2 separate regions of the Homo sapiens genome follow, and region 1 is linked to region 2. Evidence: chromatin contacts called from ENCODE Hi-C data. All regions are on one chromosome and are shown on one strand. The core of a region is the stretch at or near the end of the contact, and the rest is flanking DNA. Distances in the headings are between cores, read along the strand shown.

The links. Hi-C counts contacts between places; a loop is a spot of excess contacts on that map. Pooled maps may share reads with other maps.
Region 1: a loop to region 2 is called in a map of IMR-90, with 4 times the contacts of the local background. The contact joins the promoter of TWIST2 here to the enhancer-like site in region 2. A Hi-C loop is called at or near these places in 1 of 168 maps with a recorded cell type or tissue (IMR-90) and 5 of 50 pooled maps.

What each region holds. Positions count from the first base shown.
Region 1 is chr2:238,846,404-238,849,359 of GRCh38, reverse strand. It overlaps TWIST2 (twist family bHLH transcription factor 2), which reads right to left and starts at 1,275. Exons shown (of 2, transcript NM_001271893.4): 1 at 627-1,275. The coding sequence starts at 1,144. The coding sequence ends at 662. It overlaps LOC100287387 (a long non-coding RNA gene), which reads left to right and starts at 1,453. Exons shown (of 1, transcript NR_157851.1): 1 at 1,453-2,956. RefSeq lists enhancers at 1-274, 275-784, 2,318-2,828, 2,829-2,956.
Region 2 is chr2:238,368,392-238,371,326 of GRCh38, reverse strand. The region is part of intron 15 of TRAF3IP1 (TRAF3 interacting protein 1); the gene reads right to left. Among named protein-coding and RNA genes, the nearest start is that of TRAF3IP1, 49 kb to the right of the region's middle. Within about 2 kb of position 1,668, at least 3 of the 41 ENCODE cell types and tissues checked have a DNase peak (open chromatin) inside an H3K27ac peak, as active enhancers do.

The DNA of each region.
Region 1 (2,956 bases), core at 26-2,525, 480 kb before region 2:
AGTTTCCTCCCGTCCTCCCCAGGCAAACCCTGGAGCCGCAGGCCCGCACCTCTACGCCCACTGGGCAGGCCAGGGCGCCGACGGCCGGGGACCCCAGGCGCGAGCAGCTGGGTAGATCTGAGTGTCCGCCCGACGGACGCGCTCTACCCTTGCCCAGGAAGAAAGCGAAGCCATTCGCCCGGCAACACCCGGCTCGGGCAGCTTCGCGGGCGGCCTGCGCTGCGGCGGACGCAAAGGGCAGCTGGTCCTCATATCCCAGTCCCCAGCCGGCCCCAGGAGGTTTTTCTGATGCTCGCTCCTTCCACCGCCAACCACGGACACCCACACACCACCGAGAATGAAAACTGCGACCATCTGTCTAAGTATCTTCAGAACCCGCCGGGGGAGTCACCGGTCCGCCGGTTCCCAACTGACACCCTCGCGTGGAAGTCTGCACTCAGGGGTGTCCCTGGGACTGTGAGCGTCCCGCCCGCCCGCCTTCCTTGCTAAGAGGAAAAGCGCACGGCATCCAAGCCCCCGCGGCCCGCGGGGCCTCGCCGAGGAGACACGAGCAGGCCCCAATGCCCCTGCGCCCCTGCCGCCCGCCCCCCGCAGCGGAGGGCGCCCGTCGCGCGCGCAGCACCTACCCTGGCGCGCCGGTCCGGAGGTGGGTGGCGCGGCGCTAGTGGGAGGCGGACATGGACCACGCGCCCTCCATGCGCCACACGGAGAAGGCGTAGCTGAGGCGCTCGTGGGCCACGTAGCTGCAGCTGGTCATCTTATTGTCCATCTCGTCGCTCTGCAGGACCTGGTAGAGGAAGTCTATGTACCTGGCGGCCAGCTTGAGCGTCTGGATCTTGCTCAGCTTGTCAGAGGGCAGCGTGGGGATGATCTTGCGCAGCGCCGCGAAGGCCTCGTTGAGCGACTGGGTGCGCTGGCGCTCGCGCACGTTGGCCAGGATGCGCTGGCTCTGCAGCTCCTCGAAGGACTGCGCGCTGGGGCTGCCCTTCTTGCCGCGCTTGCCCGGGGTCGGGCTGCCATCTTCGCTCGACTTCTTGCTGTAGCGCCGCTTCCGGCCGAAGCGCTTGGGCTGCCTCTCGAGCTCCTCCTCGCTGGTGCCCAGGCTGTCCACGGGGGACACGGGCGAGCTGGAGCCCTCCTCCATGGCGCCCGCCCGGCGCGCGTGGGGCTGGGGGCGCCGGGGCGCCGAGCGCGCGCCGCTGGCCAAGCCCGCGGTCGCCGAGCACACGCTCTCGGAGTTGCTGGAAAGGCTCTGATTTCAAGGCCGGCTTGTGCAAAACCGAGGTCTCCGGGAGAGGAAGTTATTCTAACTTTTTTGGAAACTCTAGCTGGGCTGGGTTGCTAAATAGTTGTCAGGAGCTAGGGCGGCGCGCTGATTGGCCGCGGTGGCCGGGGGCAGGACAAGTTCTGGGGCCTTCGCCGGCCGCCCCCGCCCCCCGGCGCGGCACTTTCAGTTTTGCCTCCCCCTTCGGCCCCGGCGCGGAGGGCATCCCGGGGGCCGGGTCCTCGCCCGCCGCCCGCGCCCCCACCCCGAACGCAGGGCACTCTCAGGCCGCCCCGAGCCCTAGGCCCGGCCAAGCCTGGCTTTGTCTACGCCTCAACGTAGAGATCGGCCCCCACTGGGCTTTGGGGGGTTCTCTCTCTGGGCGTGAGGGGCTAGAGAGGCGAGTCCAGTCCCAGATGCGCTCCCAGAAGATGAGGACGCAGCCAGGAGCCTCCTCGACCTGTGTGGGTCTTGGCCGCCCCCGGGCGCACAGCTAGTCTGCACCGCGGCCCGCAAGCTTAGGCCTGGGGTCTGGGGAGCTGCGCGGGCAGGGGTCTCGGTGTCCGGACCGCCAGTGTAAGGACAGTCGGGGCCCCCTGGAGACGCCCGTGCCCAAGGACATGCCGCCAAGATCCGTGGAGATGCCACCCTTCGGCCAGCGTGCGTGTCGGGGACCATTTCTTACCCTGGCTTGCTGGGGAGCCCCGGCCCCGACGCCCTTCCCGAACCTTCCTTCTAACAGCTTTAAAACAACGCCACAGCGAGCCTCTGCGGGAGCGCCCGGTACCCGCCGCGCCCGCCTGCCTGGCCCTACCCGGGTTGCTGGGCGCGGGTTGGGGCGCCTGCCGGCCCGCCTTGTACGGCCCCAGCCTCTGCGCTCCGCCTTCGCTTCGCGGGTCAGCAGAGGACGGAGGGCGCTCCGGGAGCTGCACGAGGCTGCCCCGGGCCCAGCCTCCGCTGCGCTGGCAGCCCGCGGGCAGCTCCGAGCAGGAGGCTCAGGGTGGCTGGAGTGTGGGGCCCGGCCTCGGTGAGCGACACCACGGACCCCGGCCCCGGGCCATCTGGACGGCGAGCGCGAGCGCGTTTGAAGTGGTTGGGGGGCTCTTTGTTCGCCAGGCCGCTCTGGCTCTGGGCCTGGAGGTGGTTTTTACGGCTTTGATGCCTTTGAACCTATTCCCAGGTGACCCGGGCTCAATTAGGCCCGGGCCTGAGCCGGGCTGTCAGGCAAGCCGCGTGATCAAGGGCGGGCTGGGCCCTTTTATTGAAGTTGAACCCGAGACCGGGGAGTGCTCGGCCTCCGCTGCTCCTCCGGCCGGCCAGGCGGGCCGCGAGGTGGGGCCCGCGGGCCACGACCACCGCGTTGGGAAACCCGAGGACGGCAAAGAGCGGGCCCTTCGCGCCCCTGTCCGAGGGCCCTGGCTCCGGCCGTTCTAGGGGACGTTTTACCAACAATCCGTCCAGGAAGGCAGAACGCCTAGGAGCGGGCCCTCGCATGCATGTGAGTCGGTAGCAGCGCCCTGCGCAGTGTCCGCGCACCGGACCCGCGGCTTCAGTTCGGTGCCTAAAGGTTCTGCAGAGCCACCGCACCCAGCCCCACCCGGCCTGACCGCCCTCCTTCCTCCGCGCTGGGAAGGCCCACGGCCCCTCTAGCCCAACAAAATAGCTTTCCAGGTCCCTTTCTTTAAAATTCTC
Region 2 (2,935 bases), core at 419-2,918:
TAGGATTGTTTTTGGTTGTTCCCCCCACCAAAAAAAACAAAAACAAACCGAAAAAAACACCTGATCTCAACAATACTGCCAATATTGTGAGTTTCCTTTTTACCTGGCACATGAAAGCCCTTTTCAAGTGCAGACTCATAGAAGGTCAAGCTTCACGCTCTTTACGAAAAGTACAAAGCACCTCTAAAAAACAGACTTTCAATGTCGCATTAACTGAGATCAGAAAGCTAGTAAACTTCGTTCTTATCACATTTTACTCAGAAATCTATATTACTGTCCAAACGACAAATGTCCAAATTGTGGCAGAAAACCACATTACAAGAGAACTATGCCCGCTCCCTAGCACTCAGAGGCCTCGTGATGGGCTTAAAGCACCCCCTGGTGTTAGCATGGGGCTCACCAGAGGCTACAGCATGAAAAATGTCCGTAATTCCCCTAAATGCACATAGCTTCGTTTTTCACCTCTGGCAAGTGCTTCCCCACATTTTATCATTCATTCCCTTCCACTTCCCCCTTTCTCTTCTAACTTCTGTTCAACTGGCGATGAAATTCATCTCTTCAACAGTTGATGACATGCACTTAACGTCCACTGCTATGCTAGCCACGAGAGGGAGATGAGAGGCACTGGTCTTCACCTTATGAGATGCCCATTCCAGGGGAAAGTCAGTAACTGATCTTCCCTCCTGAGCCATTTGGTCCTGAAGCCATGAAGTGGGCAATGCCAGGGAAGCATGTACACTAGGCTGGGGGTGGGAGAGCCCGGGGTAGGGAGAATGGAGGCAGGAGCCCAGCACAGGAGGGAGAGGGCACCCACACGGCCAGGGAGACCAGGTAGGGAGGGCACAGACATTTGCACACACACATGTACACACACATACACAGACATGCACATACACATATATCACAGACATAGCCATGCATATATACACATGTACACATGCATGCAGACATGCACACGTATACATGTATACACTCAGACACGCACACATACGCATACACAGACATGCACAATACAGACATAAACATACACACATGCACACACAGACACAGACATTCACATAGACATGCACACACATATATACACATGCACACTTACAGACACACATACACGTTCACATATATACACACATACATACAGACATGCACACACGCATATATAACAAACACAGACACATACATTTTCCCCCTCTAGCTCTGTTCACTGAGATGACCTGAGAGCTGAACCTCCAAAAGTGGCAAACACTCCATTCTCCAATCAAAGGACCCAGGTCTCCTGGGGAAATGGCTGATTCTGGGGCTGGAGCAGGGAAAGAACAGGATGAGCCAGAAAGCAAGGAACAGCTCAAAGAATGCTGGGCGCAGGCTGAAAGGACACAAAGCCAGCTTGAAGGAGCTCTCCAGAGCCAAATCTGAGGCCATCTGCGCATGAAAATCATGGCAGTAAGAGATTACAGCCCACAGAGTCCAAGTGGAAGGCACAAGCCCATAATGATACAAACAAATGATTAAACTTAGTGAAGCACAGGGTACTTCGATTGTACAAAGTACTTCCTCCAAAATGCTAGTAATTACAAAGAGAAAAGGAGCGGCTTGACTGCAGAGAAGCTGGCAGACAGCATCCACATCGAGAGGCCACGGAGAGCGTCTGCAGTCAGGAACAATCTGAAACCTTGAACCACTCAGCAAGACGCAGCAAAGGCAGCACAGCCTCGTTTCTGGAAGGTTTCGGCCCAGGATGCAAAGTCTGACTCTAATCACAAGGAAACACCACACAAACCCAAACCGGGGGCCAGTCAGGAAAATAGCTGTACTGTTCAAAACTGTCAAGGCCAAATCAAGGGAAGAGCACAGACTGTTTGAGACTGAAAGAAACTTACAAAACACCTAACTCATTCTGGACTGGATGCTTCTGCAACAAAAAGCAGCAGAGCCAGAAAGCTCCCGCATGGAAGACAGTGGAACGCGCTCCACTTTTAATATCACTACCATTAATCTCTGAAGGCTCTGAAGTTCCCAAAAGTGTCTTTCACAAGTGAATGCTTTGCCTGCTTCTAAACCCGCTTTTCTTAGAAAGCTAATTTCAAAATTGTTAAAAATATATATTTACTTTAATTGCTTGGTTATTACTATTAAAATAACAGCATTATTTTCTATCATTTTTTACTGTAAATGAACTCTACTTGTACAAAGTACTTTTATTGTAGTACAATAAAAGCTTTGTTAAGCTACCTAGAAACCCAGTCAGAACCCAAAATACTAATATACAGAAATTACTCCCAAGTTTTAAAAACTAACATGGTGCATCATGTAAGAGTATAGACACAGTGTATTTTATTTACAAAGTATTTATCAATGGCCAGGCGCAGTGGCTCACGCTTGTAATCCCAGCACTTTGGGAGGCCGAGGCGGGTGGATCGCCTGAGGTCAGGAGTTCAAGACCAACCTGGCCAACATGGTGAAACTCTGTCTCTACTAAAAATAAAAAAAAATTAGCTGGACATGGTGGCAGGCGCCTGTAATCTCAGCTACTAGGAAGGCTGAGGCAGGAAAATCACTTGAACCTGGGAGGCAGAGGGTGCAGTGAGCCGAGATCACGCCATTGCACTCCAGCCTGGGCAACAAGAGTGAAACTCCGTCTCAAAAAAAAATTATTAATAACAATATCTAAAATAAATGTATTTCTACTTTATTTTCATTTTTTTTCTTTAAGGGATTTAAGAATATTCCTGAAAATATAAAACTTACATAGAGCAAAGCCTGGTATAATACAAGCCCTTCACTAAGTGAATGTCAGTCCTGCCCTCTGTGACAAGTATTGTAAGTATTATCAAGAGGCTTTATTAGTTTAAAAGGGGTCACATCTGGGGATGGAGGAAGTCTACTGGCCAGAAGAAACCGTACGGAGATTTCAATCAGAAAAACCTTAATAACAGTC